Regions from separate parts of the Mus musculus genome. Here region 2 is linked to region 1. Evidence: chromatin loops called from intact Hi-C (ENCODE). Cell type or tissue: left cerebral cortex. All regions are shown on one strand. Each heading gives the region's core, and the rest is flanking DNA. Links, peaks and the distances in the headings are about the cores only. Region 1 overlaps Syne1 (spectrin repeat containing, nuclear envelope 1). Region 2 has its middle 46 kb from the start of Esr1.

Region 1 (5,379 bases), core at 160-5,159:
AATAGAAATACTGAGACTGTAACATATTTTCTTCCTACATCTAATCATGAACACAGGAATATTAAAAACACATTGAAAATGGCTAAGCATGAAATAAACTATAGTATGATCATAGACTAGGATCCTTTGATAATCAGCCTATAAATTGGTTCAAAATTGAAAATTGTTAGCCTAATGAGAACTTTTACCATAAAGAATATACAGGATATTCGGGCCACGCTGTAGAGGGACAGGAGATGAGGGGACAGATGGAAGATGTGCCTTGAGGAGGACGGCAAGAATCCCAGGTCCATTTAAGGACAGGAGGGACCCCAGGTCTATCTGAGGCTGGGAGCAGGCATGGGGTGGGGGTAGGGCGATGGTAGAACACTTGCCTAAGCATGCCTGGGCCCTGGGTTCCATCCCCAGCATGCAGAAAGCAGGAACAGGAAGCCAAGTGCCTATGACAGCGGTTAGTGCTGGAACTCAGGGTAACCTGGGCCACATCTCTCTGAGCCCCAGTTGTCATGACATTCACATGCTACACAGTTTTCAAAGTTAAATAGAACATACTTGATGCCTACAGCTCTATGTGATGAACGGCTACCATGTGGAGGTTAATGGTCTGCCTGTTGACATACATTGACCTTAAAAATTAATGTTGAAAAAATGCCTCTAATTGAATGTTGTTTAAAAACAAAACAAAACAAAACACACTTTCAATAGAAAAGAAAGGAGTTTGAAACTTCATATGAAATGAAATCTCTTTATTATATTTTCTTCTGCGTTGGTTACAATGGCCTCATCTCCAGTGTTTGCATGAAAATTCATATCGAGCCAAGGGAGTAGTTACCATTTGTATTCTTATACTTCACCAATGACACATATAAAAATAGCAGCGAGTTAGTTTTACATCAGAAATTCTCTTTTCATTTCTCATGGGGGAAAAAAATTTTTTTTAATGTCAATGAATTCCAAGCTGGTTTTCCTTCTTAGCCTTAGAAATAACCGGGAACTTGACAGAAGGTGTGAACTGGACTCAGTTACACTGAAGGGCGATTTTTCTTGACAGAAGGTGTGAACTGGACTCAGTTACACTGAAGGGCGATTTTTCTAAGGAGTTTGTATAACCATTGAAGAATTCCGAAGTGGTTCAAGATCTTGAACCACTCTTTTAAAGTTAATCTTCACAGAAAGCTACCATGCAAGACAGATTTCTTTTTACACGAGTTTAATATTTGAAAGAGCAACTAAAGCAACTTGTAGATGTTTATCTGTTGTCTGGGCTCTAGCCAACGCTGAAGGCCAAGGAGAAGGGAGCAAAAAACAACAGCAACATTTTTTTTTTCTTTTTAACCACAAGAAACTTGCACAAGATTCCCATAGCTCTTTTGTGGAACCGACTGTCTGCCAAGCAGACGGCACTCACTAGCTGTCTCCTTCTCAAAAGCAGAGATATAAATAAAGGGCTTGAGAAACTGTAGATGTGCGAATGCCTCAGAGCTGCTTAGTGGGTAGTGAGAGAAAAGACACGCTGCTCTACTAGCCTAGACGAGCGTCCCCTTCATTTGGGGCTTTGCTGCTGATGTATTTTAAAGACCTTATCACGGATCTTTCTAAACTTGGTGGACGGTAGCAATTATTTCAGCTTTCACAGATTTGGGGAGACCTAAATGTCAAAACTACGCATCCCATAATATCTGCAATATATCAACACTCAGAATCACGGAGTCAGTGTTGAGTAAACTACAAAAACACTTTAGTAGCCACATCTGTTATCTCCAGTGATCCATTTGAATACAATGTGTTGTTTCAATTCACAATGTTCCTCAGCTTCCACATGTAAGATTTCTGATACCATGTTGTAATTTTTTTCTTGATGCTAGTAGGTACTCCTGCCTTTTCAATTATTTGACATTATAAATAATATCTTATAACATCTTTCTAACATCTACTCTTTTTTATATTATTTTGCTGAAACAGGGTTTAGAATCAGGAAACAAAGCACAAGGAGAAAGAGCCAAGAGAAACAAGCAAAGACTGCACTCAGACACTCAGGTCTTTACTGACCCCTAGGAACAAAAGGTGCTTCCGAGCTGGGTGGTGCTGCACACACCTTTGATCCCAGCACTTGGGAAGCAGGGGCAGGTGGATCTCTGTGAATTTGAGGCCAGCCTCATCTATAGAGTGAGTTCTAGGGAAACCAGAGAATACCTGTCATGGCAAAAACAAATAAAAGGAAAGGGTTTTCTTTGTATCATTATCAAAACATTTTGTCTTGATGGTTGCTCCGTATTATCATAACTCTGTAGGTAAGCAAGCCAAGACACCCAAGGTCCGTGGTTCAAGTCACAGGCATACCCCACTGGCTGTAGCCCTGTTACCTTTCCAGCTTGCAAATAAAAACCTCCTGTTGAGAAGTCTAGTCGAATATTTCATCTTTCTGTATGTAAGACTTTCAAAGTGTCCATTCCAATCCTACTCCCCAGGATAAAAAACTTTATATGTAGGGATTATAGGAAGAAAGCTGTTTGGAAGTCTACCACTTAGCCTGCATATACATCCTTTTTATTATTATTTTTACTTCTTAAGAATATTCTGCAGGAGTTCTCAAGAGGAAAACACTCTGATTAGGTATAGTCATCAGTTGGAAATATCACAGATGTGATTTGATAACACATTTGACTCAGAAAATGATATGTGTGCTGGGCCTCCAGGAAGGCAAACTCATTAGTCATTATCAGCAGCCATTTTTCTATCTGCACAGCAAAATGCTTGGCAGTGCAGAGACATTTAATATCCTAAAGTGAATGGGGGGGGGGGGGGGGCGGTGTCAGTGCCTTGTGTGGAAAGTAACTATGGAGCAAGGTGTTCCGTTTTTTTCAAATGACAGAGAAACACGAGAAAAGGAAGTTGCAATTTCAAAACATACCCAAGGCCACCTGAACCTTCTGCGGTGGAATGTTGGGTTAGAATCTCCTCTCCACGGCTAGCTACTGAGCGGAGGAGGCTCTTCTGCTCGGCCAGCTCCTGTTCGAACTCCTGCACAAACGCAAACGTTATGGTCACTTCAGAGAGCAGTTGATGGTGGCTGTCACCGTCACTGCTTCCTTTCCTCAGAACGTAAGGAGGGCTCTAATAACTGTAAATCTGAGCACAGTTTAGGCAAATACTCTTGTTCTGATTAAATATACTGAAAAAGCAACAGGAACAGAAAATTTTTGCTGGACAACAGCGCCCTCATGTGGTGAAATATATTCTTTCCTTTCAAAGTCAAAGCTGTCTCAGACTAGCCAGGACAGACTCCTTACAAACATCAGTTCAGGACAGTTAAACTTGATTATCAGCCAATCTGAGTTGCGTGCACTCACAGTAAGTGAGTTTACACTTTGACATGAGAAGGTACTTATGTATTCCTTTTACACTGAGTTAGTTTCCTTAAAAAAATTAATCGACTGAAATCATTTGTATCACATCCATTTACAATTGGGTCTTGTGAGGAGTCTACTAGAAAATAGGAAACACATTTCATTTCTTTGGGGAGAAAAATGCATTTCAGAGCTTTGCCCATTCTCAGAAGCCTTGCTGGGGCTTTTGTGTTATAGTAAAATAGAAGCAAACATTGCATCAAAGAACTACTCAAGACCCATATCCATGCTGGGATGTGGATCCCAGGCCTGGCCTGGGTTCCGTTCCCAGCATTGAAACCAGAACAAAACAAAACTCATGTCAACAAAACCTACGGTCACAGAAACACTGCCCGCAAGCTCTGCTCATGGCAGAGATGCCCACAGGAAGGTGGAAAAGGCTTTACTTTTTGCTGCTGGAGGCTGCTCTGCCGCTGGTGGGTCCTTGTGGTGCGGGCTTGTGCCAGCCATTCCTGCACGCCGGGGCTCTGGGTGTCTGTGAAGTCAACATCGTTCTCCTCTTTCTCTTGTGTGACTCCCTGCTTTGAACAAGATAAGACAGGAATCAGGGGCCACACTGAAAAGTTGTTTCTCTGCCGATGAAATGAGCCAATTCAAGCCAAATAGATTATATGAAGTGTAGGTTTATTGGGAGGCTGCTCTGGGGCGGGCGAGTTCTCTGGCCCCAAGGAAGGAGGAGAGGGAAGTTGCCATTGAAAGGGAGACAGAGGAGATGATGGTAAAGGAGAGAAAAAGTGTGGGTGTCAGAGGGAGGAGGAGAGAGAGAGGGAGAGAGACTGAACAAGGAGACAAAGAATGCTGGATTATACAGTGGAATGGTGCCCAGCCCCAGGGCTGGAAAGTTTAGGGTTGGGGGAGGGGGAGGAGTATGTCAGGTAGGGACTGAAGGATGCTGGGAGAACCTGGAGGCCAGGTTTGCTTTGGTACCTACACTATGCACCTCAGTCCCTTGTCCTAGGGTTGAAACCACTCACAGGAAAACCTCACCTCACTGGAAAGACAACTCCTTTGGTGTAGTTGGGATAATGACTTCATCACCATCATTGCACTCCATTAAAAAAGTGATGGTGACACAAGACTTTGAGACTTTTAGGAACAAGAGTAAGCAGGTGATTATGTCCAGGGTTATTTCTAAGGAAGCCCATTTTTCCAGAGTAGTCTTCAAGTATTATTCTAAATTTTTTCCACATAAATATAAAACTCAACCCTTTTATGAACATATTAAAATCACACAAAGGTAAAATGCTACCCAGATAATCATTACATGTCAAACTTTGTTGTCCCTCCTCTAAAAGCTTCGCCCGGCCAACATTTCTCTCATGTTATCTATCCAAAATGGGCACAGTAGCAAGTCCTTGCTTCTTAAACAGTTTTTGTTTTTTTGTTTTGTTGTTTTTGTTTTTTGTTTTTTTTTTAAAGGTTATCAACCAAAGAGATCAACACCTTTGAGAAACAGTAAATCCACGGTTGGGTTCACATTCTAGAATTCAAGAAGAGCAAGACATGAAGGTTAATGCTGGCTGTGGACTTTGGCTGGGTACAGGGCACATGGGAGAATAGGAAGGCATAACTGCTCCTTGTGTCTGTTAGGTCTTGAGGGCTCTGCCAAAATCCACAGTATTAATCTACCCATGGATTAAAAATCGGGGTGGACAACTGAAAAGAGGTGGAACAAGGAGAAAAGCAGCCCACCGGGAAAGGGTCATTAGTGGCATTTGAAGGGTACTTTTTCTTTCCTTGCCTGAGTTTTAAAGCTTTGCCTTGCCCTTAAGCCATGATATCTTTGCCTTGCCACTATCATTAGTAAGTGTGTCATTGAGTCAAACTTCTGAAAACACAAAGCAAAAAAACCAAGTCTCTCATTCCCTAAAGTTGTCTCCATCAGTCATTTTGTCACAAGGCGGCAGAGCTTAATAACTTGCAGCAAGGGCTTCCAAGATGGCTGAACATCCTTGGCTTCCCCACCCCCACC
Region 2 (5,379 bases), core at 185-5,184, 500 kb before region 1:
CTGTCCACATTCCAGCCAGGCTAGGGACCCGTTGTGAACCTCCCGGCTCACAAAGCTGGATGCTTCAACTCTACCAAATTTGGTGCTGAAGGTCTGGAGAATTCTTGAAGAGTGACTGATTTTTAGTTTCTGTTGGAAGGCTGAGGAAGCTGGGCTCAAAACCTCGAAAAGCATGGCGGTGCTGGTGCTGGTGATGGTGGCGGTGGCGGTGACGATGCTTATCAGAAAGGAGCAAAGTTAGAGTTTGCCCAAAACCTTGCCTTCACATGTCTTTAGACCTGGGGTACTGTAGGCGCTGCCCACACTGGAGAGGGGCTTCTCCCCTCAGCTACTCCTTCATGGAAATGTCTTTACGGACCTACCCAGAGGTTCTTAATTGATTTCAGATGCAATCAGGTTGGCAATCAATACCAAATTTAAAAGAATATACATAACTTGCCACCGCAATGTCAAATACTAAGAAGGGGCTAAAGAGAGCTTTTCTGTTGATTTTCTAGGACCAGCCAGGATGTCGTAGGCTGGTTGTACCATTTTCACATTACTCTGGTTATCTACATTTGTCTTTTCTTTATTGGATGCTTTGATTTTCGATGTGAGCAAATCAAAGGTGTTTTTTTTTTTTTTTCTCTCAGTCTTTTAGTGGTCAATGGATGGAAAGAGTGATAGGCAAATGTTCTATATCCTGAATGCTCTAGATGGTGATTGCTCAGGGAAGTCCAGGAGAGTCAGTGTGCACAGGCGCACACATGTGCACAGACCAGATAGGTTCTAGGAGGCAGCAAGGGTATTTAATGAATGAACCACTGAGCAGGCCAATGAGCCACTGTGGGAAGCAAGCCCTGGATACATTCTTTTCCTTACTATGGAGTTGTCTCAGAGAGATCAATGCTTGCTGTTTCCTTCCGGGTGGTAGATATTTATGAATTTAAAAGTAGCCACTGTTACTTGTTTTTCTTTTCAACCAGTGTCTTCTCACATGGTTGTGTTTTCAAGGAATGAGTGTGAAGAGGATGTGCAGTCGTGGTGGATAACACTTCTAAACGATATTGTTCAGTTTTGTCAAGACACATTTCAGGTGACTTAAAATCCACCCATGGAGTGTGCAAAAGGCCCAGAGCTGTGCAGCCACCATGAGACTCTAATTTACAGCATCTCTTTTTGTTTCTGTGGAGTCCTGGTTTGAATTTTTCTGTGAAATGGAGCAATACACTCTATGGCTTTTTAGTCTGTCTTGTTTTGCATACCATAATGTTTTATTCGTCGGGAAAGATCAGCCTTTGTTTTTTATTATCAAGTGAGAGCTAATGTATAAACAGATTCTGCAGTTTCCTTTGTTAATAAGTTTTTCGAGAATTTTGTACAATGGGTTTTGACTGTCGTCATTTCCCTGTCCCATCTTCTCCCAAATCTACATGCCCTTCTAGATCTGCACAGCTTCCTGTTCCTTTCCTCCCTCTCTCTCTCTCTCTCTCTCTCTCTCTCTCTCTCTCTCTCTCTCTCTCTCTCTTTCTGAACCATCAAGTCCAATTTGTGTTGCCCACATACTCTTAGGTGTGTGAGCACCCTCTGGGGCCACACACACTTAAAGAAAATGGACTCTCCCTCTCCCAGCAACTATCAATTGTGAATAGCTCCTCAGCCAAGGATGGGACTTTGTGCCCACGTCGCAAACCCCATGCTGGGTATGGGCTCCAGTTTGTGCAGGTCTGGTGCACACTGTAAGTTCAAGCACATGTGCAACTGTACTGCTGTGTCTGGAAAACCCACTGTTTCCTTGTAGTTACTCACTGTCTCTGGCTCTTACAAGCTTTATCCCCTCATCTTCCTCAATGATCGCTGAGCCATGGGAGGACCGGATGTAATGTAGGTGTCCTGTTTACGGCTGAACATTCCATAGTCTCTTATTCCCTGCACCTTGACCAGTCTGTGTTAACTGAGTCTACTGCAAACAGAAGCTTCTCTGGTGAGGGTTAAGAGAGGCCCTAAGCTATGGGGGTAATGAAAAGTCATTAGGAGATGCTTTAACACGGTGTCCATTTAGCAGAACAATAATAGAAGGTTCCTGGGGACTGAACTCTGAATGGGTGGCTTGGCTGCAAGCATCTTTAACTGCTGAGCCATCTTGTCAGCCCTTCTCTAGGGATTTTAAAGAAACTCCTATGGCTTTCTTTCAGAAACACCAAGGAGACATACTGGAATGAAGCCATTTCCTAGCTTTTCAATGACAATTTAAAATGACTAGGTATAATTTTCTCAGGCTTTCAAAAGTGGTTTGCCTTCAAGGTGAGAAACAATCCTCTGATTTTCCTGAAGTTGAGGCCTCTTTTTAATGCTGACCCTAAAATAAGACCTTTTCAGGCAGATTTTGTTTTGCTCTAAATGTGTAATTTCCCAAGAGACAAGATTTGAGAAGTCTGTGCCAATCAGGTTGGCTTTGTTCTGGAAATCAGGCCTAATTTTGTGGCTGTGATTAAAAGAAAAGAAGAAAACAAAAACAACAACACACTGTCTCAATGGGGGAAACAAAGGTGCGGTGCAGGGCATTTTCTTTGGCTTGGTAAACATTTGTTCTAAGAGCTGGGGGTTGATTTGAGGAGAAACCTGCAAAGCAAACCCAAGTAAGGAAAAGAATACAAAACCCAACCCACAGAAAACAGAAACCTGGGAAACTGCTTCCGTGGAGCTGCAGTGTAGACATGACTCAGAGACCCGATGTTTCACTGGCTTCTGCACTCGTACCAGACACTCAGGCCGGCATCTGGGAGACGACTTAGATATTTAAGTTGTTTTCTCGTTCAGCCTGAGTGGGCTCAAGCTCAGACAAGCATGCCTAAAATACGTGGTGTAGATTTCTTTAGGGAAAGGCTAGCTGTTAGGGATCCTGGGGGCTATGATATGTCACAGCCACGAAAGAGTGAATATATGCTCATTTGCATAATATTTACATATGTCTGGTCCTTAATTCTGGGGAAGGGAATGACACTGTTTGGGTGAAAAGTGGGGTCCATTTTAGTGATACCAGTTTTGGATTTTTCCCTCCCCACTTATTCTCAGTAACTTCTTTCTAATAGTTTAGTCATAGCACAACACATGTAGCTAAGAATCTTGGGAAATGAATGAGACCAATGAGGTTTCTAGAAAAGTATTGTCGAACCCTGAATGGTTCATGAAATCATTCCTGAGGAGTATTGTTCAAATGTAGTTTCTCTCTCTCTCTCTCTCTCTCTCTCTCTTCTTCTTCTTCTTCTGCTTCTTCTTCTTTTTTAAAGAAGCCAGCATATATGAATGAAGCTGCAAATTTAGGAACACCAAGACAAAAATCAACCAACCAACCAACCAACCAATCAAAAACACCAAAACACCCCAACAGAGAGTTGATATCCAAGCCAGGAGTCTTAACTAATAAAACTCGATCCAATTTAAAGTAAAACTTTACCCTTCTCAGAACAAGCATCCTACAGAAACACAGTTGTTGACACAGAGGTTCACAGTATTTTTCCAAAACTGCAGTGCACCAGCTGGTTGGTGCCCTGGCAAGAAGGTAACCAAGAATGGGCTAATGGCTTTTCATTTTGTAGGCAGCTCCACATCATACACAGTTTCAAACAGTATCTTGTAAGGGTCGACTACTTTACCCAAGCCACTCAGACGGAAATATGTCTGCAGTTTCTTCCAGTGACATCTTTAAGATTTTTCTCCCTATGTTTGAGCAATGGAATTGGCTCCCTATTTTGGTTGGCAAATTTTGTAGCTGTGGCTCTGGAAGAAGACAGCCAATAGCATTGTGTCCTTGGTGCTGGTGAAGGAGTCACGTAGCAACAGAGGCTTTTAGCGGCTATGGGGTTTGCTAAAAGCAGTCACTCCAATTAGCAGTGAGAGCCAGAACCTGATGTTGCTCAGAATTCTGTCCCTTTTAAGGCTGATTTTTAATGTAATTTATTTTTACTTTAAATAACAAAAAACTTCCTCATTCTCTGGGCGTTAAGAAAACTTAGTAAGGGTGCCTGGGAACATTCTGAGATTGATTATTGATACTGACTTAGAATGTAGGGGCTTGCTTGGGGAAAGATTCTTTCCAATGGCAGAATTTAGAAATGCTGTTTCCCTTTGATCACTTCCTGCTTTTGACTATGATCATTTTGATACTGCAGCTGTCTCCTTAGAAATTATAACACTGCTCCCGGCTCCCAACATGTGTGGGGTTTGCTGCCAGACTTGTCACGGGGATGATAAAAAATGATAGCCCCGAACTGCAAATATGTAGCAAAAGAGTATTCTTTTCAAGTTCTTCTTTCAAGGTGTCAAATCAATACAATGGAAAGAACTGCGGTATACTATTCAAGAGCCTCTGTCAGGCTGGCAAGATGGCTCAGCAGATAAAGAGCACTTGCTGAATAAGCCAAATGACAGGAGTCTGATGTCCAGAAACAGAGTAGATGGAAGGAGAGAAATGACTCCACAAATGCCCCTTTTGTCTCCACATGTGCACAGTGCCTACCCCCTCTCTTTCTCCCCTGCCCCCCCAACCAAATATGCTACCGTCAACACATAATACTTTTAAAACACTGTTTTCAGTATTTTTCTCCTTTAGACATTTGATACTCCCATTTCTATGTTTATTTACAATTAAAAAAAGTTCCTGAATGCTTTGGGGGTAGCACGCTGGCTTCCTTGTAGTTTTCTTTCTTTTAAGAAAAAACATTATTTATTTACTAATTTATTTATTTAACATGTACATGTGTGAGTGAGTGTACGTGTGTGTACCATGCTCATTCAGGACCCTGTGGAAACCTTAAGAGGGCATTAGATCCCCTGGAACTGGAGTTACAGCGGCTGTGAGTCTCCGTGTGGAGTGGAGCCCAGGTCCTCTTACAGAACAAGAGTAGTATTACTCTTCACCATTTGCTCATCAGAACTCTAGGATCCCCCTCCTGAGATATTACAGCCTCAAGTTTTTAATGCGCTCAGTCCACTAATATCATAGTCGGGGTGTGACTTCTTCAACTGTTGACCGTCTGTGACTCTCAGATTATGACCTCCCATTGTAAAGAATCCAAACCACATTGGTTTGTAGGGCTAACCATTGAGAACCAGACAATCCTTTTTATATAGAAAAGAGTTGCCGGGCAGTGGTGGTGCACGCCTTTAATCCCAGCACCTGGGAGGCAGTGGAAGGCATATTTCTGAGTTCAAGACCATCCTGGTCTACAAAGTGAGTTCTAGGACAGCCAGGGCTATACAGAGAAACCCTGTCTTGAAAAAAACCAAAACCAAAACCAAAACAAAAAACCAAAACCAAACCAAACCAAAACAAAAGAGTTGGGGAAAATTATGTAGATTGCAAGCTCTTCTCAAAATTGAGTTCTCTTGTCTGATTTC

What was found. Hi-C counts contacts between places; a loop is a spot of excess contacts. Peaks named below come from ENCODE experiments on the same cell type or tissue, not always from the same donor. Only the 100,000 strongest peaks of a DNase experiment are listed, where the experiment ranks them.
Region 2: a loop joins it to region 1, with 2.4 times the contacts of the local background. A loop is called at or near these places in 7 of 42 quality-filtered maps.

The regions. Positions count from the first base shown.
Region 1 is chr10:5,158,541-5,163,919 of GRCm38, forward strand. Syne1 (spectrin repeat containing, nuclear envelope 1) reads right to left here. Exons shown (of 146, transcript NM_001347711.1): 98 at 3,794-3,928; 99 at 2,912-3,021. Among named protein-coding and RNA genes, the nearest start is that of Gm51757, 170 kb to the right of the region's middle. In left cerebral cortex, for the core only: a CTCF peak has its summit at 3,221 (motif pointing left); DNase peaks (open chromatin) are centred at 1,438 and 3,219.
Region 2 is chr10:4,661,770-4,667,148 of GRCm38, forward strand. It overlaps a transcript of Esr1 not described here. Among named protein-coding and RNA genes, the nearest start is that of Esr1, 46 kb to the right of the region's middle. In left cerebral cortex, for the core only: no CTCF peak of the experiment used is centred there; DNase peaks (open chromatin) are centred at 2,756 and 3,777.